Regions from separate parts of the Homo sapiens genome. Here region 2 is linked to region 1. Evidence: chromatin loops called from intact Hi-C (ENCODE). Cell type or tissue: CD14-positive monocyte. All regions are shown on one strand. Links, peaks and the distances in the headings refer to the core of each region. The heading gives the core; the rest is flanking DNA. Region 1 overlaps CTSS (cathepsin S). Region 2 overlaps ANXA9 (annexin A9).

The links. A loop is a pair of places that touch in the nucleus more often than their neighbours do. Peaks named below come from ENCODE experiments on the same cell type or tissue, not always from the same donor. Only the 100,000 strongest peaks of a DNase experiment are listed, where the experiment ranks them.
Region 2: it touches region 1 in a loop (5-fold over the local background); 1 of 110 quality-filtered maps calls a loop at or near these places.

The regions. Positions count from the first base shown.
Region 1 is chr1:150,752,782-150,763,871 of GRCh38, reverse strand. CTSS (cathepsin S) reads left to right here. Exons shown (of 8, transcript NM_004079.5): 3 at 5,892-6,014; 4 at 8,722-8,871. Among named protein-coding and RNA genes, the nearest start is that of CTSS, 7.5 kb to the left of the region's middle. RefSeq lists enhancers at 1-4, 7,600-7,744, 8,737-8,881 and cis regulatory regions at 7,672, 8,809. In CD14-positive monocyte, for the core only: a CTCF peak has its summit at 3,724; DNase peaks (open chromatin) are centred at 1,881 and 3,671; H3K4me3 peaks cover 3,676 bases; H3K27ac peaks cover 5,593 bases.
Region 2 is chr1:150,990,158-151,002,737 of GRCh38, reverse strand. It overlaps ANXA9 (annexin A9), which reads right to left. Exons shown (of 14, transcript NM_003568.3): 13 at 8,039-8,161; 14 at 7,104-7,478. The coding sequence ends at 7,416. MINDY1 (MINDY lysine 48 deubiquitinase 1) reads left to right here. Exons shown (of 10, transcript NM_001376665.1): 2 at 32-573; 3 at 956-1,013; 4 at 1,424-1,488; 5 at 2,123-2,281; 6 at 2,774-2,876; 7 at 3,227-3,369; 8 at 4,465-4,656; 9 at 4,959-5,114; 10 at 5,371-5,903. The coding sequence starts at 121. The coding sequence ends at 5,451. Among named protein-coding and RNA genes, the nearest start is that of MINDY1, 10 kb to the left of the region's middle. RefSeq lists enhancers at 4,694-5,193, 6,543-6,762. In CD14-positive monocyte, for the core only: CTCF peaks have their summits at 6,446 and 6,645 (motif pointing right); a DNase peak (open chromatin) is centred at 3,387; H3K4me3 peaks cover 850 bases; H3K27ac peaks cover 1,784 bases.

The sequences.
Region 1 (11,090 bases), core at 629-8,628:
AAGGGCCACATTTGGGATGGCTGAGGAGCGAAAAGGCGTTAATACCCACATAGTGTGGCCAGATATTGTTTCTTGACTATCACTTCCCATTTTGTACTTTTGTTTTTATTTCAAAGCACACTTGCTGATGTTAAGACCTTAACCCTACTGCTTTAAATAACTAAGTCCTGTAACTATGTAATATTTCTGTTTGTAAGCTAGCATCATATATTTATTTATTTGACATATTATTTTGTATAAAAATGACACTCTTAGGTCATACACTCTAAGTTTTATTTTTATTTATTTATAATTAAATAATAATTGTGTCTATTTATGGAGTACAATGTGATGTTATGATACAAATATACATTGCAGAATGATTAAATTAGGCTAATTAACCTATTCAGCACCTCACATACTTATCCTTTCATTGTGATAAGAACATTTAAAATCTACCCTTTCAGTAATTTTGACATATAAAATACATTATTATTATTATCTGTAGTCACCATGCTATGCAATAGATTGCTAGAATGTAGTCTTCTTGTCAAATGAAACTCTGTACTCTTTGCCTAACATCTCCCCTTTCCCTGTCTACCCTCCGCCCAGCCTCTGCTAACCACCATTCTACTCTCTACTTTTATGAGTTCAACTGTTTTAGATTCCACATGTAAATGAGATTATGCAGTACTTGTCTTTCTGTGCCTGGCTTATTTCACTTAGCATAACGTTCTCTAGACCCATCCATGTTGTTGAAAATGACAGAATTTCCTTTTTTTTTTTTTAAGGCTAAATAGTATTCCATTATGTATGGAATACAATATGTACCACACTTTTTTATCCATTCGTCTTTTAATGGACACTTTATAAGGTTGATTCCGTATCTTGGCTATTGTGAATAATGCTACAATGAACATGGAAGTGCAGCTATCTCATTGACATACTGATTGCGCTTCCTTGGGACATATACCCAGAAGTGAGATTGCTGGATGATATGGTAATTATATTTTTAGTTTTTTGAGGAACCTCCATACTGTTTTCCCAAATGGCTGTACTAATTTACATTCCTACTAAAAGTGTATGAGGGTTCCCTTTTCTCCACATCCTCACCAACACTTATCTTTCATCGTTTTGATAATAGCCATTCTAACAGATGTGAGGTGATATCTCATTGTGGTTTTACTTTACATTTCCCTGATGACTGGTGATGTTAAGCATTTTTTCATATATCTGTTGGCCATTTGTATGTGTCTTGTTTTGAGAAATGTCTATTCAGGTCTTCTGCCCATTTTTAAACAGGGTTGTTTTCTTGATAGTTACTTTGAGTTCCTTCTATATTTGGGATATTAGCCCCTTATCAAATGTATGATTTGCAAATATTTTCTCCCAATCTATGAGTTATCTTTTCACTCTGTTAATTGTTTCCTTTATTGTACGAAAGCTTTTTAGTTTGATGGAGTCCCGTTCGTCTATTTTTGCTATTGTTGCCTGTTCTTTAGGGGTCATATTCAAAAAACCGTTGCCCGGACCAATGTTGTGGAGTTTTCCCCTATATTTTCTTATAGTGGTTGTATATAGTTTCAGGCCTTATGTTTGTGCTTTAATTCATTTTGAGTTGATTATTGTATATGGGGTGACATAAGGGTTCAATTTCATTTTTCTGCATTTGGATAGCCAGTTTTCCCAATACTATTTATTAAACAGACTATCCTTTCCCCATTGTGTGTTCTTGGCACCTTTGCTGAAAATTGATTGACCATAAAGTTGCAGGTTATTTCTGGGCTCTATATCCTATTCCATTGGTAAATGTGTCTGTTTCTATGCCAGTACTATGCTGTTTAAATTACTATAGTTTTGTAATATATTTTGAAACCAGGCATTTTGTAATGCCTCCAGCTTTGTTCCTCTTGCTAAAGATTACTTTGACTATTTAAGGACTTTTGTAGTTCCGCATGAATTTGAGGATTGTTTTTTCTATTTCTGTGAAGAATAACATTAGAATTTTGATAGAAATTGCACTGAATTTCTAGTTTGCTTTGGATAGTATGAACATTTTAGCAATATTAATTCTTCCAATCCATAAGCATGGAATATCTTCCCATTTATTTATTTTATCTTAAATTTCTTTCTTTCTTTTTTCTTTTTTTCTTGTTTTTTTGAGATGGAATTTTGCTCTTGTTGCCCAGGCTGGGGTGCAGTGGCGTGACCTCTGCTCACCACAACCTCTGCTTCTGGGGTTCAAGCAATTCTCCTGCCTCAGCCTCCTGAGTAGCTGGGATTACAGGCATGTGCCACCACGCCCGGGTAATTTTGTATTTTTAGTAGAGTCGGGGTTTTTCCATGTTGGTCAGGCTGGTCTCAAACTCCCGACCTCAGGTGATCTGCCTGCTTCGGCCTCCCATAGTGCTGGGATTACAGGTGTGAGCCACCACGCCCGGCCTATTTTGTCTTCAGTTTCTTTTATCAATGTTTTACAGTTTTCAGCATATAACTTTTCAACTCCTTGGTTAAATTAACTCCTAAATATGTTTTAAATGCTGTTGTAAATAGAATTGTTTTCCTAATTTCTTTTTCAAATAGTTGTTAGTGTATAAAAATACTACTGACTTTTGTATGTTGACTTTGTGTCTTACAACTTTACTGAATTCATGTATCAGTTCTAATAGTTTTTTGATGGAGTCTTTCTTCTCTCTTTTTTTTTTTTTTTTTTTGAGGCGGATTCATGCTCTGTCGCCCAGGCTGGAGTGCAGTGGCGCAATCTCGGCTCACTGCAACCTCCGCCTCCCAGGTTCAAGCAATTCTCCTGCCTCAGCCTCCTGAGTAGCTGGGATTACCGGCACACGCCACCACACCTAGCTAATTTTTGTGTTTTTAGTAGAGATGGGGTTTCACCATGTTGGTCAGGCTGGTCTCGAACTTCTGACCTCATGATCAACCCATCTTGGCCTCCCAGAGTGCTGGGATTACAAGCATAAGCCGCCTTGCCCAACCTTCTTTTTTTTTTTTTTTGAGATGAGATCTTGCTCTGTCACCCAGGTTGGAGTGAAGTGGTGTGATCATAGCTTACTGCAGCCTCAAACTCCAGCTCAAGTGATTCTCTTGCCTCAGCCTTCCAAGTAACTGGGACTGTAGGCACATGCCACCACACCTGGCTAATTTCTATTTTTGTTTTTTGTAGAGAAGGGGTCTTGCCATGTTGTCCAGGCTGGTGTTGAACTCCTAGATTCACACAATCCTCCCACCTCAACCTCCCAAAGTACAGGCATGAGCCACCACACCTGGCCAAGACTTTCTATATGATCATGTTATCAACAAACAAACGCAATTTCACTTCTTCCTTCTCTTATTTGGAGATCTTGTATTTATTTTTCTTGCCTAATTGCTCTGGCTAGGATTTTCAGCACTATATTGACTAGAAATGGTGAGAGTGGGTACCCTTGTCTTTTTCTGATCTTAGCAGAATGGCCTTTAAATTTTCACCCAATTGAGTATGGTGTTAGCTGTAGTCTTGCCATATATGGCCTATTTGTGTTGAGGAACATTCCTTCTATATGTAATTTGTTGAGAATGTTTGTTATGAAAGGATGTTGAATTCTGTCAAATGCTTTTCCTGCATCTATTTAAATGATCATACGGTTTCGTTGGTGGTGATGAATTTCACCCTCACCCACACCCTTTATGAACAGGTTCCTCATTTCAAGATTGACTGGACTTAGATGTGCAATTAGCACCACTATCTGGTTAAATGAATGCTATCCCTCTGTTTAATAATTCCAGTCCCTCAGGATGAATGAACCTGACTTTTGATTCGTATCCTACCTTTATAATTGATCTCAAAGTGCACTTCTTTTTTTTTTTTTCCTTTCTTGCACTTAGTTAGATTTGTTTGCCTTTATACCATTGCTTCTCATCTTGTGGTTTGGAAGTAAGCCCATCATGCATGCCCATTATGTCCATTACTGGGGTAACAGTAAAACCTTGCTCCAAGGGAAAGAAACCTGCATCCAGACTTGCTACCCAGTGCCTCTGGGACTGGGCTCACCCGCTCAATGAAATGAGGCAGAACACAGTTGTTGCTGACTGCTCCCTGGGGTTCCAGCTTATTGGAAACTCTGGCTTCAGCTACTGTAGGAGGCACCATCCACCTTGCCTTCTACATCATTGTATTCTATGTAAATGAATCTCCTGAAGGACAAGAAAATCGTCGGTCAGCATGTAAATTCACTCTGAATAAAATTAAAATAATAGAATCAAAAATGAATTTTCAAAAGACTATATATAAAGGAATAATATGCACACTAATGGACAAGAAATAAATTAGAAATCTTGAAAATAAAAAATATTGTCATTGCGATAAAAATCAAAAGGATTTCCAGACTGGAAAGAGCTGGATAGAATCAGTAATCTGAAAGATAGTACTGAGGAATTCACCCAGAATGCAGCACCTAGAAATAAAAAGAAAAATATATGAAAACGCAAGTAAGAGAGATGAAAGAGAGTTTGAGGCTCCAAAATACTTCGGATAGGAGTTTCTGAAGAAGAGAATTAGGTGGAATGGTGGAGAAGCAATATATGTGGAGACACTGATTGAGAATTTTCCAGATATGAGAAAAGGTCCTGAGTCCTCCAATCAAAAGCACACAGCCGAAGGTAAATAAAGAAACCTACACCCAGATACATGTAACGAAGTTGTAAAACATCAAAAAGAAAGAGCAAATCATGGCTGGGTGTATGGTTCATGCCTGTAATCCCAGCACTTTGGGAGGCCAAGGGGGAAGGATCCTTTAAGGCCAGGAATTTGAGACCAGCCTAGGCAACATAGGGAGACCCTGTCTCTACAAAAAAAAAAAATAATAATAAAATAAAAATAAAAATAAGCTGGTTGTGGTGGTGCAGGCTTGCAGTCCTAGCTACTCGGGCAGCTGAGATGGGAGGATAGTTTGAGCCCAAGAGTTTGAGGCTGTAGTGAGCTATGATCATACCACTGCACTCCAGCCTGGGCAAAAGAGCAAGACCCTGTCTAAAAAAAAAAAAAAAAAATGCTGGGCGCGGTGGCTTACACCAATAATCGCAGGACTTTGGGAGGCTGATAGGGGAGGATTGCTTGAGCCCAGGAATTCAATATGAGCCTGCAACATAGGGAGACCCAGTCTCTACCAAAACAAACAAACAAACAAACAGAAAAACTGGCTGCAGTGGCACACACCAGTCATCCCAGCTATGCAGGAGGCTGAGGTGTGAAGATTGCTGGGTCCCAGGAGGTCAAGGCTATGGTGAGCAGTAATCAGGCCACTTCACTGCACTCCATCCAGCCGAGTGACAGAGCAAGACTCTGTCAAAATAATAATAATAATAATAATAAATGTTAAAAAGAGAAGGAAATTCATGTTTATCATAAAATAATATTAAACCATCAAAGCAGTTAAGAGCAAGAATTAAGATTAATATGTGAAGTTAGCAGTTATATTGGATATATTTATGTATTTGCATGCTCTCGGGCAGATCCACATTTGGTAGAATGCTTCAAAAATGCTATTTTTGGGCGGGTGCAGTGGCTCACACCTGTAATCCCAGTACTTTGGGAGGCTGAGGCAGGCAGATCCCCTGAGGTCAACAGTTTGAGACCAGCCTGGCCAACATGACGAAACCCCGTCTCTACTAAAAATACAAAAATTAGCTAGGCGTGGTGGCACATGCCTGTAATCCCAGATACTCGGAAGGTTGAAGCAGGAGAATCACTTGAACCTGAGAATCGGAGGTTGAAGTAAGCTGAGATCGTGCCATTGGACTCCAGCTTGGGTGACAGAGTGAGACTCCATCTCAAAAAAAAAAAAAATTGCCATTTTCATCATCAAACACTTATTTGTCCAGGATGCAGTATGACTATGTTCTTCTTCATTATGTTTTAGAATGAAGAAGCAGTACGACGTCTCATCTGGGAAAAGAATCTAAAGTTTGTGATGCTTCACAACCTGGAGCATTCAATGGGAATGCACTCATACGATCTGGGCATGAACCACCTGGGAGACATGGTAGGTACATTACAAGAAATCCCACTTTCACGTCTGGGTAAATATCATTTCCTTTCTGTCTCCCCAAAAGCAATTTGAAGGTAAACAACAATAACAAAGGAATGTATAGTACAAAGTTGGAAAACAGTAGAATTGAAGGACGTAAGAACGTGTACAGAAATTTCTTACTTAGTTCTATTTTGACTGCTTTCTTTCTTTAACAAATCACTTCTTTAGAGGAAATTTTAAACTCAGAGACTACCATTGTTTTTTTTTTAATAAATTCTAGAAAGTATTACCTAAAGACTATTGACAGGTTTTTATAGCAAGTTGCCATACTTATTTAAGTCTAGATTGACAATTTAGTATGACCCATCTGCTTTCTTAATGGGAGAATGTGGGTATTTAATATCACAAATAATCCCCTATTGGTTTTCAGATTCTGTTCTGTCCTGCAAAACTTTACCACTGTTGCCAAAGTGAAGAAGGGAACGCCCTAGGTAGACTGAATTCCTTCTTAAATGCAGGAATCTCCTTTGTAATTATTTCTCACATGGGAAACCAGTTTAGTCCACTTTTTAGACAGCCCTTTTATAAAATTCTGCCTTGCTTTGAAACAAAAATCTGCCTCCCTGTAACTTCTAGTTTTTACCATTCTCTTTTTCTCCTTCCCCATGAGGGTGCCTAGCTGGGATGCTAGTGCCAAGTGTGAAACTAAACAAACCCAGATAATTCGCCCCACCAGATCCTAATGGAACCTGTGTTGGTCACAACTATTACTGTTTTTTCTCAGTTTTTTTATTCCATGGCAGTTTTTAAATATATTCACAGTTACAGTTATTAGGATATTAGAAAGTAGGATAGGCTGGGCACAGTGGCTCACACCTGTAATCCCAGCACTTTGGGAGGCCAAGGTGGGCAGATCACCTGAGGTCGGGAGTTTGAGACTAGCCTGACCAACATAGAGAAATCCTGTCTCTACTAAAAATACAAAATTAGCTGGGCGTGGTGGCACATGCCTGTAATCTCAGCTATTTGGGAGGCTGAGGCAAGAGAATTGCTTGAACCCGGGAGGCAGAGATTGCAGTGAGCCGAGGTCATGCCATTGCACTCCAGCCTGGGCAAAAAGAGTGAAACTCCGTCTCAAAAGAGAAAAAAAAAAAAAAAAAAGAAAGAAAGAAAAGAAAGAAGGATGTAAGTGAAAGAGATATATAGTCATGTGTCATATGCATTTTGGCCACTGATGGACCACATATACCATGGTGGTCCTTTAAGATTATGATGGAGCTGAAAAGTTCCTCTTGCCTAGCTAGTGATGTTGTAGCCACCATAACAATGTAGCACAACACACTACTCACTTGTCTGTGGTGATGCTGCTGTAAACAAACCTACTGCTCTGCCAGTGGTATGAAAGTATAGCACATAAAATTTTGCACAGTACAAAATGCTTAATAATAATAAATGACTATGTTACTGGTTTATGTATTTACTATACTATACTTTTAATTGTTATTTTAGAGTGTACTCCTACTTATACTTTTAAAAAGTTAACTGTAAAACAGCCTCAGGCAGGTCCTTCAGGAGGCATCCAGTAGAAAACATTGTTATCAGAGGAGATGACAGCTCCATACGTGTTGTTGCCCCTGAAGACCTTCCAGTGGGACAAGAGGTGGAGACGAAATGCAGTGATACTGATGATCCTGACCTTGTATAGGCCTAGGCTAATGTGTGTGTGTGTTTGTATTTTAGTTTTTAACAAAAAAGTGTAAAAACTTTTAAAAAATTAAAAATAGAAAAAGCTTATAGAAGAAGGTGATAAAGAAGAAAATATTTTCGTACAGCTGTACAATGTGTTTGTATTTTAAGGGGTTACCATAGAAGACAAAACATTTAAAAAATTAAAAGTTTATTAAGTAAAAAAGTTGCATTAAACTAAGGTTAATTTATTATTGAAGAAAGAAAAATGTTTTAACAAATTTAGTGTAGCCAAAGTGCACCGTGTTTATAAAGTCTACAGTAATGTCCTGGGCCTTCACATTCACTCTCCACTCACTCACTGACTCACCCAGAGCAACTCCAGGCCTTTCATAGTAAATGACCTATATAGAAGTACCATTTTTACTTTTTTTTTTTTTCTTTGAGATGGAGTCTCACTCTGTCGCCCAGGCTGGAGTGCACTGGCGCGATCTCAGCTCACTGCAACCTCCGCCTCCCAGGCTCAAGTGATTCTCCTGCCTCAGCCTCCCAAATAGCTGGGATTACAGGCATGCACCACCATGCCCAGCTAATTTTTGTATTTTTAGTAGAGATGGGGTTTCACCATGTTGGCCAGGCTGGTCTTGAACTCCTGACCTCAGGTGATTTGCCCGGCTCGGCCTCCCAAAGTGCTGGGATTGCAGGCGTGAGCCACCATGCCCAGCTCCCATTTTTACTTTTTATACTGTATTTTCACTCTACCTTTTCTATGTTTAGATATATTTAGATACACAAGTACTTCATATTGTTCTACAATTGCCTACAACCTTCAGTACAGTACCATGCCGTGCAGGTTTGTAGTTTAGGAGCAATGGGCCCTACCATACAGCCTAGGTATGTAGGAGCCAATACGCTCTAGGTTTGTGTAAGTACACACTATGGTGTTTTCACAATGACAAAATCACCTAACGATGCATTTCTCAGAACATATTCCAGTCATTAAACAATGCCTGACTGTATATTTGCTTTGTAGACCAGTGAAGAAGTGATGTCTTTGATGAGTTCCCTGAGAGTTCCCAGCCAGTGGCAGAGAAATATCACATATAAGTCAAACCCTAATCGGATATTGCCTGATTCTGTGGACTGGAGAGAGAAAGGGTGTGTTACTGAAGTGAAATATCAAGTGAGTATTACCATCCCAAGCCTCTGAACCCTAGGTAGAGCTCTTTAAATGCTTAGTCTAGCTACAGAATTTGACAGTGAATCTTACAGTCCCACGTGTTACTTTCTAGTTATTTTTGTTATTCTTGTCTTCCCAACTAAATTATAAGTTCCTTAAGGGCAAGGATCACATATTATATTTTATTTATACAGTTGGCCCTCCATATCCACAGCTTCCACATCTGCAGATTCCACCAACCGTGGATCAAAAATATCCAGAAAAAAATGAAAATAAAAAATAGGCCAGGCACTCACGCCTATAATACCATTACTTTGGGAGGCTGAGGCAGGCGCATCACCTGAGGCCAGGAGTTCCAGATCAGCCTGGCCAACATGATGAAACCCCGTCTCTACTAAAAATACAAAAATTAACTGGGCCTGGTGGCACATGCCTATAATCCCAGTTACTCAGGAGAGTGAGGCAGGAGAATCACTTGAACCTGGGAGGCAGAGGTTGCAGTGAGCTGAGATCACACCATGGCACTCCAGCCTGAGCTAAAGAGCGAGACTCCATCTCAAAAAAAAAAAAAAAGGTAAAGTATAAGGGAGGGCCGGGCGTAGTGGCTCATGCCTGTAATCCCAGCACTTTTCCAGGTCAAGGGAGGCAGATCACTTGAGGTCAGGAGTTCGAGACCAGCTTGGCCAACATGGTGAAGTCCCGTCTCTACTGAAAATACAAAAATTAGCCTGGCGTGGTGGTGGGCGCCTGTAATCCCAGCTACTCGGGAGGGTGAGGCAGGAGAATCACTTGAACCTGGGAGGCAGAGGTTGCAGTGAGCTGAGATCTTGCCACTGCACTCCAGCCTGGGCGATAGAGTGAGACCCTGTCTTAAAAAAAAAAAAAAAAAAAAGTGTATAGGAGGATGTGTAGGTTATATGCGAATACTCAGTAATTTATATAAGGAACTTGAAAATTCTTGACTTTGGTATGCTCAGAGGTCCTGGAACCAATCCCTTGTGGATACTGAGGGACAACTGGATTCTCCACAGTGGTTTTTGTTTTGTTTTGTTTTGTTTTGTTTGAGACAGGGTCTCCCTCTGTTGCCCAGGCTGGACTGCAGTGGTGCGATCTGGGCTCACTGCAACCTCTGCCTCTTGGGCTCAAGTGATCCTCCCATCTCAGCCTACACGGTGACTACAGGCACACACCACCACTTTTTTTTTCTTTGTATTTTTAGCAGAGATGGGTTTTGCCATGTTGCCCAAGCTGATCTCAAGCTCCTGAGCTCAAGTGATCCTCCTACCTCCACCTCCCAAAGTCCTGGGATTATAGGCATGAGCCCTCGTGTTCAGCCCCCACAGTGCTTTTCTAAGTGATCATAGAGCCACCTACTTAGACAAACACTGAACTAAGCAAATAGGTGTTTAACACAGACTTTTATTGCTCACGCTATGCATTGACTGCACTGGACTCTCCAATAAGCCAATTGCTTGAGAAGCAGTGTTGTGTGAGAGAGCCCTGGTGATCAGGAAGTTTCTCCATTTCACTTGTGAGTTTCAAAGTTGAAGGAGAAGAAAGAACTAGAGATAGAGTGTTCTATAAATTGAGCCACTCAAGTTAATTCATGGCTAGTCTTGCATCGTTAGAATATGAAATATGTGCCTTGTAAAATTATTGTTCCTATGCTGTTGTATTTTCCTTTAGTTTGCTTGTTTTAAAAAAATTGCAAAAATCCTAAATTAGTTAGAGGTAAAACACATGTATCACCATAGAGGTCAGGGTAAGTGAGAGGAATCAAAGCATTCTGAGCAGCTACCCCAGGTTGTGATCAATGAAGAAAGTAAAAATTTATTAGGAAGTAAATGGTGGCCAGGCACAGTGGCTCACATCTGTGATTCCAGCACTTTGGGAGGCAGAGGCAGAAGGATCGCTTGAGCCCAGGAGTTAGAAACCAACCTAGGCAATATAGTGAGGCCCTGACTCTACAAAAAATAAAAATAAAAATTAGCCAGGCATGGTGCGCTCCTGTAGTCCCAGCTACTTGAGGGGCTGAGATGGGAGGATCGCTTGAGCCTGGGAGGTTGAGGCTACAGTGAGCCATGATCACACCACTGCACTTCAGTCTGAGTGACAGAAGGAAACCCTGTCTCAAAACAAACAAACAAAAAGAAGTAAATGGTACTGCTAATCTCTTATTCTTTTCCACCTACATATTTTTCTTTCAATTAGTTTTGGATTTC
Region 2 (12,580 bases), core at 2,479-10,478, 240 kb before region 1:
CCAGCCCACTGATTTCCTTCTTATTGGACAGGTCACTCTTTTGCATCCCAAGCCTGGCTTAGGCAAGTCCCTGAGGTTAGTAAACACCTTCAGTGCCCCTCAGCCAAGTCCCTTTTGACCATGGAATACCATCAGCCTGAGGATCCAGCCCCTGGTAAGGCCGGGACTGCAGAAGCAGTCATCCCTGAAAACCATGAGGTTCTGGCAGGCCCAGATGAGCACCCTCAGGACACAGATGCAAGAGATGCTGATGGGGAGGCTAGAGAACGGGAGCCAGCAGACCAAGCTTTGCTGCCTAGCCAGTGTGGGGACAACCTTGAGTCCCCTCTGCCTGAAGCTAGCTCAGCTCCACCGGGGCCAACCCTTGGGACACTGCCTGAAGTAGAGACAATAAGGGCATGCTCCATGCCCCAGGAGCTTCCTCAGTCCCCCAGGACCCGACAGCCTGAGCCAGATTTCTACTGTGTCAAGTGGATCCCTTGGAAAGGAGAACAGACACCCATCATCACCCAGAGCACTAACGGCCCTTGCCCTCTCCTTGCCATCATGAACATCCTCTTTCTTCAGTGGAAGGTAAGAGAACATGCAGTTAGGGGTGCAAAAAATATCAGGGAGTACTCTTCCCTGACTTACTTCCTTGATCATCCTGATGTCCTCAAACTAGTCAAAACTTTTCAGATTGTTCTCCCTATTTCTCCAGCTTGAGCAAATGAGATAAGATGTTCCTAAAAACAAAGAAAAAAAAAAAAGAGGAAGATCTGTCCTACCCCTGTATCTCCTACTCCCTAGCAAATGCACATGCCTTGCAAGATTTCACATTCATTCCCTTGTGCCAGTTGCAAGCCTTTTTTCCTACCCCACCCTACTACTGGAGCTCCCCCTTGCCTTTCCATGGGTTCTTCCTTCAGTGCTCTTTGGAGGAAAGCACACACGTGATCACCCCTTCTGCCTCCAGGTGAAGCTCCCCCCGCAGAAGGAAGTGATCACATCGGATGAGCTCATGGCCCATCTTGGTGAGTGACTGGGCGTTGAAGAGGAATTACCCAAGGGGCTCCAGAGCTATCCACTCAGCCAGAAATCCAGACTATTCAGGGATCTCCATTTGGGGGTTCTGATACAGCAGGGAGGGTAAGGGTCTATGGGGCTTCTCTGCAAGGCTGGAGAATGAAAAGCAAAGGCGTCGGGAGTCCTGGGTTGTAACACCAATTCTGCCCTTAGCTTTTGTATCTGACCCTGGGTGGGCCGTTCACCTTTATGAGGCTGTCGCCTCCTCTGAGAAATGAAGAGTCTGGATTAGACTCTAAGTATTTTCCAGCTCTGAAAATCTGTGTTCTGTGACATTACCCGCATTCTCCAGGAGAAGAGGAAACTTAGCTTTTGGGATGATTGGTGGGGTAAGCTGATAAGGGGCCCTGTCTTGTAGGAAACTGCCTCCTGTCCATCAAGCCCCAGGAGAAGTCAGAGGGACTTCAGCTTAATTTTCAGCAGGTGAGGCAAAAGGTCTGCAGGCATAGGGGTTTGCAGGTTTGTAAGGGGACATCTTGTAATACTAAGATAAGCTTTTGTTGCTTCTTCAGAGGTTTCCTTGAACCATGATTTCATTCTGCAGGAGTCAGAGGAGAGTTTATCTTTGTCCTAGAAAATATGTTCATTGGCCGGGTGCTCACACCTGTAATCCCAGCACTTTGAGATGCCAAAGCGGGAGGATCACTTGAGGCCAGGAGTTCGAGGCCAGCCTGGGCAACATAATAATACCCCTGTCTCTAAAAAAAACCATTTTTTTTTTCAAGAATTAGCCAGGTATGGCGGTGCGTGCCTGTAGTCCCAGCTACTCAGGAGGCTGAGGTGGGAGGGTCACTTGAAACCAAGAGTTTGAGGCTGCAGTGAGCTAGGATCACACCACTGCACTCCAGCCTGGATGAAAGAATTAGACTTAGACTCTCAAAGAAAAACAATGTTCATTTATATAAGATAGAGAAGGGTTGAGGCAAGGGAGAAATGGAGTGGCTTGTAAGAGAATCAGGGAAGAAGAGCAGCAAGGTTAATTTTTAATTTCTGCAGGTGGGAGTGGAGTGGTGGGAGAGAAGGCTAGAATCTCCATCATTTTTTTTTCTACCCCCAGAATGTGGATGATGCAATGACAGTGCTGCCTAAACTGGCCACAGGTCTGGATGTCAATGTGCGATTCACAGGCGTCTCTGATTTTGAGTATACACCCGAGTGCAGTGTCTTTGACCTGCTAGGCATACCTCTGTACCATGGCTGGCTTGTTGATCCACAGGTGAGGGTGGGAGGGCCCACTGGGACCTTATCCAGCTCAAGCTGACATGAGAGAGGCAAATTTTTGTCGGGTAGAGGTTAGGGAGTTAGGGGTTAGATTGGCTTGGGAGGGAAATAGTGTTTAGAGACTGGACCCAGTACAGAATTCCTTGAATTTTAATCTATTTTGGGGGTAACATGCAAATACAAGCAAACTACATGCAAATAGGTCAGTTCTTTAGACATCAAAAATTCAGGAAGCAGATGGGTTTGGTGGCACATGCCTGTATTCCCAGCTACTTGGGAGGAGTTCGAGGCCAGTCTGGGCAACATAGCAACCCTATGATGAATGGTTCCTGAAATTTTTTTCTTTTTTGAGAGACCAAAAAAAAAAAGTGTTTAGGAACCATTCATCACAGGGTTGTAGTCCTTGTGAGCTTTGTTCATTTCCTTCCTTAAAAAAGAAAAAAAAATCCCAATTTTTTTGGTATCCCACATCCCACTACCCAAGCAGAGTCCTGAGGCTGTGCGTGCAGTTGGGAAACTGAGTTACAACCAGCTGGTGGAGAGGATCATCACCTGCAAACACTCCAGTGACACCAACCTCGTGACAGAAGGTGACATTCCTCCCCTTCTCATGGATAGTATGTGGAGGGAATGACAGCTACTTAGGCTTATTTTTTATTGGGTGTCATCTCCTACCACATCCCACTAGATATAAGCTTCACAAGAAGGAGCTTGGGGAATTTCTGTTTAGTTCATTGAGGTATCCCCAGTGCCTGGCACAAGGTAGCTGCTCTATTATAAGTATTTGTTAAGTGAATGAATACAGCCAGGTTTCAAGAAAGGGACGTCAGAAGGTGGGACTGACCCCCCGGGGCTTTTGACAGGGGCTCTCTGGATGGTCCTTCCTGTTGTGGACCTTGAATTTAAGCCAAGTTTCCCCCGACTCGTCCCTTTCTGGCAGGCCTGATTGCAGAGCAGTTCCTGGAGACCACCGCGGCCCAGCTGACCTACCACGGACTGTGTGAGCTGACAGCAGCTGCTAAGGAGGGTGAACTTAGCGTCTTTTTCCGAAACAACCACTTTAGCACCATGACTAAGCATAAGGTAATGCGAGTTTGGGGGTGGCGTGCTGCGGTGCTGTCATTTCCTGGTGCCTTTTTCTCGTGGGTCCAGCTGGGATCAGCTAGATTAAGCCGTGGTAGCAAGTGACCCCTCAAATCCCTGTGGTTTACCACAACAAAGGTTCATTTCCCGCTCCTGGTGCGTGTCCACTGTGGACTGGCTACGGTTCTGTCCCACACCATCTTCACTCTGGGACCCAGCTGACAAAAGATCCTTTATCTGGAATATATGTGGGAACAGAGAGAGAGAGGGGCACTGTGCACTCATGCTTAGAGCTTCTGTTTGGAAATGACACATGTCATTTCTGCTCACATCTTCTGGCCAGAGCAAGCCATAAGGGATAAGCCTGCCGTCGATGGGACAGGAAAGTATGATCCTCCCCTAGGAGGGGGCAGTGGAATTTTTAAACAATGCTGGTCTTCAAAAGTTAGAAACTGCCAAAGCTCTCTAGGATTTGAGCAGCAGAGGGAGGGGTCTCTGGTTCTCAAAGGATTTATCCTAAGAGCCATCAGGCAAGCCCAGAGAACAATGGGAAATGGGGGGAGCAGGGTCTTATGTGGCATCTCAGCCCCAACGACTCCATGCCACGCTTAGCCAGAATGACCACCGTGCTCACACCCAACTGGACATACACTCAGACATCCCTTTCTTCCCCCCAAGGCCACACATATTTGTAAAAGGTCCGCATGCTCAGGGTCCGGGTGCGGTGGCTCATGCCTGTAATCCCAGCACTTTGGGAGGCCGAGGCGGGCAGATCATGAGGTCAGGAGATCGAGGCCATCCTGGCTAACACGGTGAAACCCCGTCTCTACTAAAAAAATACCAAACATTAGCCAGGCATGGTGGCGGGTGCCTGTAGTCCCAGCTACTTGGGAGGCTGAGGCAGGAGAATGGTGTGAACCTGGGAGGCAGAGCTTGCGGTGAGCAGAGATTGTGCCACTGCACTCCAGCCTGGATGACAGAGCGAGACTCCATCTCCAAGAAAAAAAAAGTCCACATGCTCATACCGAGATTTCTGGCAGTGAACTGCCTCCGTATCAACTGTCCCCCCAATGAGCTCTGTTCTTTTCTTTGTAGAGTCACTTATACCTACTGGTCACTGACCAGGGCTTTCTACAGGAGGAGCAAGTCGTATGGGAGAGCCTGCACAATGTGGATGGAGACAGCTGCTTTTGTGACTCTGACTTTCACCTGAGTCATTCCCTGGGCAAGGGGCCTGGAGCAGAAGGTGGGAGTGGCTCCCCAGAAACGCAGCTGCAGGTAGACCAGGTGTGTAGGGCACTTAGGAAAAGTGCAGAGAGCACATGTGCCTCAGAGAGCTTTTTACTGCATACATTTTAACTGCTAGAGGCCATGTGAACCCATGCCTCTCTCTCTGGGTTACCTCAGACCGTCTCCTCACTTGGTGTGTATTCTCTGGCACCACAGATAATGCATTTGGCTGTGTGTGCTGCTCTGTGGGGAGAAAGAGCTAGAGAATTTGAGGGATGTGGGAAAACTGATTTGGAAACCTTGCCTGAATAGCCACGGCTCTGGGCCTCAGCCCACTGCACAACTCTTGTTCTCCCCAGGACTACCTGATTGCTCTGTCCCTGCAGCAGCAACAGCCACGAGGCCCGCTGGGGCTTACCGACTTGGAGCTGGCCCAGCAGCTTCAGCAAGAGGAGTATCAACAGCAGCAGGCAGCGCAGCCAGTGCGGATGCGGACGCGGGTCCTGTCACTGCAGGTGGGCTGCTGCCTGGGCGCCCACACTCCCGGTTTCCACCTCATGCTTTGCCGGGTCCAGAACACCTGTTATTCCTGCACTGGTCTCTTCAAGGTTTCTTCTCTCAGAGTCCTTCCCCTGCCTGTCCCTCTCCCCTGGAGCCCCTTCCTGTCTTCCTCTCCCTACTCTCTGTCCCAATCCTGACACCCCTTCTTCTAGAATCTCTTCTTGTGCTCTTCCAAGGAAGTTCAGTGACCAATTGTTAAATCCGATACAGGGGAGAGGAGCCACATCTGGACGCCCAGCCGGGGAGCGTCGGCAGAGGCCGAAGCACGAGTCAGACTGCATTCTGCTGTAGCTCTGCCCCAGTGCCAGGCTGGCCTGCCCCTTCTTCCAGAGGCTATGGCTAGTTGGCTTGCTCCCCCGCCTCCACCCCTGAGATGTGCTGGATAACTTATTTATGGACTGTTGGGGATGAGAGCAGGCAACAAATGCCAAGGTCAGACTTGGTAATGTCCTTGACCTCACGTGCTGCTGCCTTCTCTGCCTCCCATCCAGGGCAACACTAGGATTGGTGGGTTTCTGGTTCTCAACTCCCGGTCCCTGAATAGTCACACGTATGTACAGACTGAGGCTCTGGGGTGAGGTCCCTATCCAGAATGCATCTCTTCTGCTTCCCATCCCTGCTGCCTGGATGCTCCTGATCACCTAGGCAGGCCTGTCTCCAGTTGTTTCAGAGCTTAATTTGGGTTTCTATCTCTTATTTGTAATGCCTTCCTGGGGTTTGGAAATAAAACTTCTGGCCGGGCACGGTGGCTCACTCCTGTAATCTCAACAATTTGAGAGGCCAAGGTGGGCGGATCACCTGAGGTTAGGAGTTCGAGACCAGCCTGCCCAAAAAGGTGAAACCCCGTCTCTACTAAAAATACAAGAAATTAGCTGGGCGTCATGGTGGGCGCCTGTAATCCCAGCTACTCGGGAGGCTGAGGCAGGAGAATCACTTGAACCTGGGAGGTGAAAGTTGCAGTGAGCCGAGATCGCACCATTGCACTCCAGCCTGGGCGACAAGAGCAAAACTGTCTAAAAAAAAAAAAAACCTTCTTTCCTGAGATCTGTTGTTTGCCTTACCCTGAAGCAATAGGGTTAAGTATTTGACCCAATTGAAGAATGCAAAAAGCGGGAGGTGGGTCAGAGGCAGGAAGGTGGTTACCTGTCATTTCTTTTTTTCTTTTTTTTTTTTTTTTGAGATGGAGCCTCGCTGTATTGCCCAGGCTGGAGTGCAGTGGTGCAATCTGAGCTCACTGCAACCTCCGCCTCCCGGATTCAAGCGATTCTCCTACCTCAGCCTCCTGAGTAGCTGGGACTACAGGCATGCGCCACTGCGCCCAGCTAATTTTTGTATTTTTAGTAGAGACGGTTTCGCCACTTTGGTCAGGCTAGTCTTGAATTCCTGACCTCAAGTAATCCGCCTGCCTTGGCCTCCCGAAGTGCTGGAATTACAGGCGTGAGCCACTGCGCCCAGCTACCTGTCATTTCTAATATAGCCTGCAGGGGGAACCAAAGCCTGACTTTTTGTTTTTGTTTCTGTTTTTGTTTTTGTTTTCTATGGGAAATAGTGCTCTCCTGGGAGGTGGGTTTCCAAATCTCTGCTTGGACACATGAATTTGAGGGTTGTGCTCTCCACTAACCCAAGAATTCCCATGCTGGGGAGGGTAGCTTGGCCCTCCGCTTGCTTCCCAGTTCATACAGATGGTCCTTTGCTCCCTCTATTTCTCACCTTGTTCTAATGCCTGTTTCTCAATTATTTTGCCTGAAGTTTCCTGGAGAATGAGGGTGAGGGGAGACCTGGAGTGGGAGACCTGGGTGTGGATTACTGTAGCACTAAGGCAAAACAGGATTCCTGCGGAATAGCCAAGTGCACATCAAAGGCACTTCCAACTCCAGTGCCTCTTCCCGGTCCATGTCCTGCTCCACCCAACCTTCAATCAGGGAACACAAACAACAGCGAAGTTTGCCAAAAGAATTCGAGTATCAGTGAGATGTTCTGGCCAGGGTACAGGAGGGATGAGTGAGGCAGAAACTATCAAAGAAAACTCATTTCCCCACACCCAAGAAGGAGCTGGATGACCCAGGTACAGATATAATTTTGAGATGGGAAAATTAAGGGATTTTAAAGAAACAGTTCCAGCCTCAACAAGAAGCTAGAGAATGTGGTGCTCAGTGAGGGGTTATCCTACTTGGAGGCCCAGCTGGTCTCCCAGGTTCAGCCAAACACGGAAATCTCAGATCCTCGGATGTCATGTGGGGTGGGGCAGGGAAGTCTCACATGTCTTCAGCCCTGCACAAGGCCAGGAGGGCTGACTGGCAATCCCCTTTCACTGCATCCTGCAGACAAGGGAATTCAGTGTTAGAAAGATCCACCACCACTATGGCCCAAGTGCTCTCTCCCCTCCTTTGGGCTGGTCCATCACAGTTCATCTGGGAGGGAAGGGTCCTCCCGGGAGCTCAGAGTCCTGCACTACATTAACCAAAGACTCCTGGGTTTTCTTTTTTAAGATGGAGTCTTGCCCTGTCACCCAGGTGGGAGTGCAGTGGCACGATCTTGGCTCACTGCAACCTCTGCCTTCTGGGTTCAAGCGACTCTCCTGCCTCAGCCTCCTGAGTAGCTGGGATTACAGGTGCACGCCACCATGCCTGGCTAATTTTTGTATTTTTAGTAGAGACGGGGTTTCACCATGTTGGTCAGGGTGGTCTTGAACTCCTGACCTCGTGATCCGCCCACCTCAGCCTCTCAAAGTGCTGGGATTACAGGCGTGAGCCACTGTGCCTGGCTAACTACTGGGTTTTCTATGGGGCAAGAATATGCTCAGCTGTGTGCAGGGAGTGAGGGTGGAGGTGAGGAGTGAAGGCCTGAGGCTCCAGGCTAAGAAGTAGCCAAGTTTCACCTGGAGAGAAGAGTAGAGGGACTTCCCAAATTTCTTCCTGAACTCAGCTCTGATACTCAGAAGGTCAGTCTCACATCGAGAGATAAGGATGCGAATCAGGACTTGGTAATTGGGCTCAGTTTCCTAGTAGGGGAAGAAAGAGATGGGGGGTAGTTAGTGAGAGTCTCACTGAGAGTAGGGGTTGAATGGCTTGGAGGGTTATTGTAGGAAGGGGAGGCAAGGTGGGAGTCAAGGGATAAGAGTGTACATTATACATTATCTCGGGACAAAAGTTATGTTTGTCCATCCTCAAGGAAGATGACACAGCAGGAAAGATCAGTCTCTGTGGGGGCAGCTTGAGTATTTATTTCTTTCCACATGTCTTTCCTGCCCCTACCATTAGCTTAGAGCTGTGTACCTCCAGAATTTGGTGGTGAGCAGCTCCAAAGATAGGTACACCAGGAAGGCTAGAAAAGATTTGGTGCATATAAAGACTGCCAGCATGAAAACCAGGAAAACTGCTTTTAACTTTCAAGTTAGTGAATATCCAAGGAGGATATACCTGCCCTATCCCTAAACTGAGCTGATGAGGCTCTGATAGGGTTCAAGGTTGTGTGACTTCTAGTTCTGATTCCAACCCAATAGGGCCATCTCACAGCCCCATCTCTGCATATTAGTTTCTCCGGTTGGACCCTTAGGCTGAAACATTGCTATCTTCCTCCTGTACATGCAGCAGGCCTGTTTTTTGGCTAAAGAAAGTAATGAAAGGTTCAGTTTAGAAATAACAGGCCAGGCACAGTGGCTCATGCCTGTAATCCCAGCACTTTGGGAGGATGAGGCGCGTGGATCATCTGAGGTAGGAGTTCGAGACCAGCCTGACCAAAATGGTGAAACCCCGTCTCTACTAAAAATACAAAAATAAGCCAGGCATGGTGGTGGGTGCCTGCAATCCCAGCTACTTGGAAGGCTGAGGCAGGAGAATTGCTTGAACCCAGGAGGCGGAGGTTGCAGTGAGCTGAGATCGCGCCACTGCACTCCAACCTGGGCAAGAAGAGCAAAACTCCGTCTCAAAAAAAAAAAAAAAAAAGAAAGAAAGAAAAAAGAAATAACAGGCCAGGTGTGGTGGCTCATGCCTGTAATCCCAGAATTTTGGGAGGCCAAGGCAAGCAGATCATTTATGGTCAGGAGTTCGAGACCAGCCTGGCCAACATGGTGAAACCCCCGTCTCTATTAAAACTACAAAAATTAGCCAGGTGTGGTGGTAGGCGCCTATAATCCCAGCTACTGAGGAGGGTGAGGTAGGAGAATTGCTTGAACCTGGGAGGCGGACGTTGCAGTAAGCTGAGATCACACCACTGCACTCCAGCCTGGGACAGAGCAAGACTCCGTCTCAAAAAAAAAGAAAAGAAAAGAAATAACACAGGTACAAGTCATCAAAATCCTGAATTATAATTGATTATACTAAGTAATGTGTTGTTATGAGAGATTTTTAAATAAAAACTTTTAATTGTAAAATTCCTGTGTTTTTTTTTTTCTGTGCACCAGTGTTGTCATCAATTCCTAATATCCTCATTTTCAGAGTTTCCTGAGTCACTTTACTCACAAGACTCTTCCCAGAACTGCCTACAACACATACTTAGGGCATCCCAATAGATCATAAACTCCTTTGACAAAACAAAAGAAAATGAAGTAAAACAGGATGCTCCAATTCATTTAGACTCATTACCTAATTGTCAGTGGACCTAATGTCTACTTCATTTTAACTTTTATGCATCATTAGTTTTGTATTGTCATAAAGATTGCCAATTGCTCCCCAGTATCCATTCTTCTCTTCTTCCAACGCTTGTTACTCTAAAGTTACAGAATTGGGCAAGAGTCACTCATTAACTGAATACTCTCATTGTTGTACAAGTATTCTTTTTTCTTGCTCTGTCACCCAGAGTGGAATGCAGTGGCGTGAATTCAGCTCACTGCAACCTCCGCCTCCCAGGTTCAAGCAAGTCTCCTGCCTCAGCCTCCCAAGCAGCTGGGACTATAGCATGTGCCAAACGCCCAGCTAATTTTTTTATTTTTAGTACAGGTGGGGTTTTACCATGTTGGCCAGGCTGGTCTCAAACTCCTGACCTCAAGTGATCTGCTCGCTTCAGCATATATATATATGGTTTGTTTGTTTAGATGGAGTCTCACTCTGTTACCCAGGCTGGGGTGCAGTGGTGCGATCTCAGGTCACTGTAACCTCTGCCTCCCAGGTTCAAGCAATTCTCCTATCTCAGCCTCCCAAGTAGCTGGAAATACAGGTGCACACCACCACACCTAGCTAATTTTGTATATTTAGTAGAGACGGGGTTTCACCATGTTGGTCAGTCTGGTCTCGAACTCCTGACCTCGGGTGATTCACCTGCCTTGGCCTCCCAAAGTGCTGGGATTACAGGCATGAGCCACCATGCCTGGCCTAATTATAATACTTAATCGTATACCTGGCATTGCATATGGCCCTAGGATCTTCACCAGGAACATTAATTTTTACTACAGATTGGTGGAAATTTGTCCTGAATCAGCCATTGCTGATTTTCTGAAGGTTGTTTTTCTGAATAAATATTCTTCACAATTTATGTTTTCATATATCTACATATCTCTCATAAAAGAATAATACAGGCTGGACACGGTGGCTCACGCCTGTAATCCCAGCACTTTGGAAGACTGAGGCTGGTGGATCACCTGAGGCCAGGAGTTTGAGACCAGCCTGGTCAACATGGTGAAACCCTGTCTCTACTAAAAATACAAAAATTAGCCGGGCGTGGTGGCGGGCGCCTGTAATCTCAGCTACTCAGGAGGCTGAGGCAGGAGAATTGCTGGAACCCAGGAGGCAGAGGTTGCAGTGAGCCAAGATCGCGCCATTGCACTCCAGCCTGGGTGACAGAGCAAGCCTCCATCTTAAAAAAGAAAAAAAAAAAAGTTTGCCACCAGCGTGGCCAACGTGGTGAAACCCTGTTTCTACTAAAAACAAAAAAATTAGCCGGATGTGGTGGCGGGCAACTATAGTTCCAGCTACTTGGGAGGGTGAGGCAGGAGAATTGCTTGAACCCAGGAGGTGGAGGTTGCAGTGAGCCAAGATCGTGCCACTGCACTCCAGCCTAGCGACAGAGTGAGACTCCATCTCAAAGGAAAAAAAAAGAAGAAGAAGAAGGCCGGGCACCTTGGCTCAGGCCTGTAATCCCAGCACTTTGGGAGGCTGAGGCGTGTGGATCACGAGATCAGGAGTTAAGGACCAGCCTGACCAACATGGTGAAACTCCGTCTCTACTAAAAACACAAAAATTAGCCAGGCATGGTGGTGAGCGCCTGTAATCCCAGCTACTCGGGAGGCTGAGGCAGAAGAATCGCTTGAACTCGGGAGGCGGAGGTTGCAATGAGCCGAGATCGCGCCACTGCACTCCAGCCTGGTCGACAGAGTGAGACTCGATCTAAAAAAATAAAAATAAAAATAAATAAAAAGAATAATACAGATGTATCATGATTTTTTCCTTATTTATTTATTTTATATTTGTTTATTTATTTATTATTATTATTTTTTTTTTAGAGATGGAGCATCACTCTGTTGCCCAGGCTGGAGTGCAGTGGCGCGATCTCGGCTCACTGCAAGCTCCGCCTCCTGGGTTCAAGCCATTCTCCTGCCTTAGCCTCCAGCGTAGCTGGGACTACAGGCGCCCGCTACCACGCCTGGCTAATTTCTGTATTTTCAGTAGAGACAGGGTTTTACCTTGTTAGCCAGGATGGTCTCGATCTCCTGACCTCGTGATCCGCCCGCCTTGGCCTCCCAAAGTGCTGAGATTACAGGCATGAGCCACCGCGCCTGGCCTGTTTATTTATTTTTTTTGAGGCAGGTCTCACTTTGTCACCCAGACTGGAGCGCAGTGGCGTCACCTCGGCTGACCGCAACCTCTGCTTCCCAGGCTCGAGATTCTCCTGCTTCAGCCTCCCAAGTAGCTGAGATTACAGGCGCTCACCACTACCCCCTGGCTAATTTTTGTATTTTTAGTAGAGATGGGGTTTCACCATGTTGGCCAGGCTGGTCTTGAACTCCTGGCCTCAAATAATCCACCCGCCTCAGCCTACCAAAGTCCTGGGATTACAGGCATGCGCCACAGCGCCCAGCCCGAGTTTTTCCTTTTTAGAAACAATTCAGAATTAGCCAGATATGGTGGCCTACGCCTGTAATCCCAGCTACTTAAGACACAGAGGCCAGAGAATCACTTGAACCCAGAAGGTGAAGGCTGCAGTGAGCTGAGATCACGCCACTGCACTCCAGCCTAGGCAACAGAGCCAGACTCTATCTCAAAAAAAAAATTTTTTTTTTCAGAAAAATGGGCCTATGTTATTTTCTGACTACCACTTCTTTTTTTCTTTTTTTGAGACAGGGTCTTGCTCTGTTACCCAGGCTGAAGTGCAGTGGAGTAATCACAGCTCACTGTAACTTCTAATTCATGGGCTCAAGCAATCCTCCCACCACATCCTCCTGAGTAGTTGGGACTAGAGGCAGGTGCCACCATGCCTGGCAAATTTT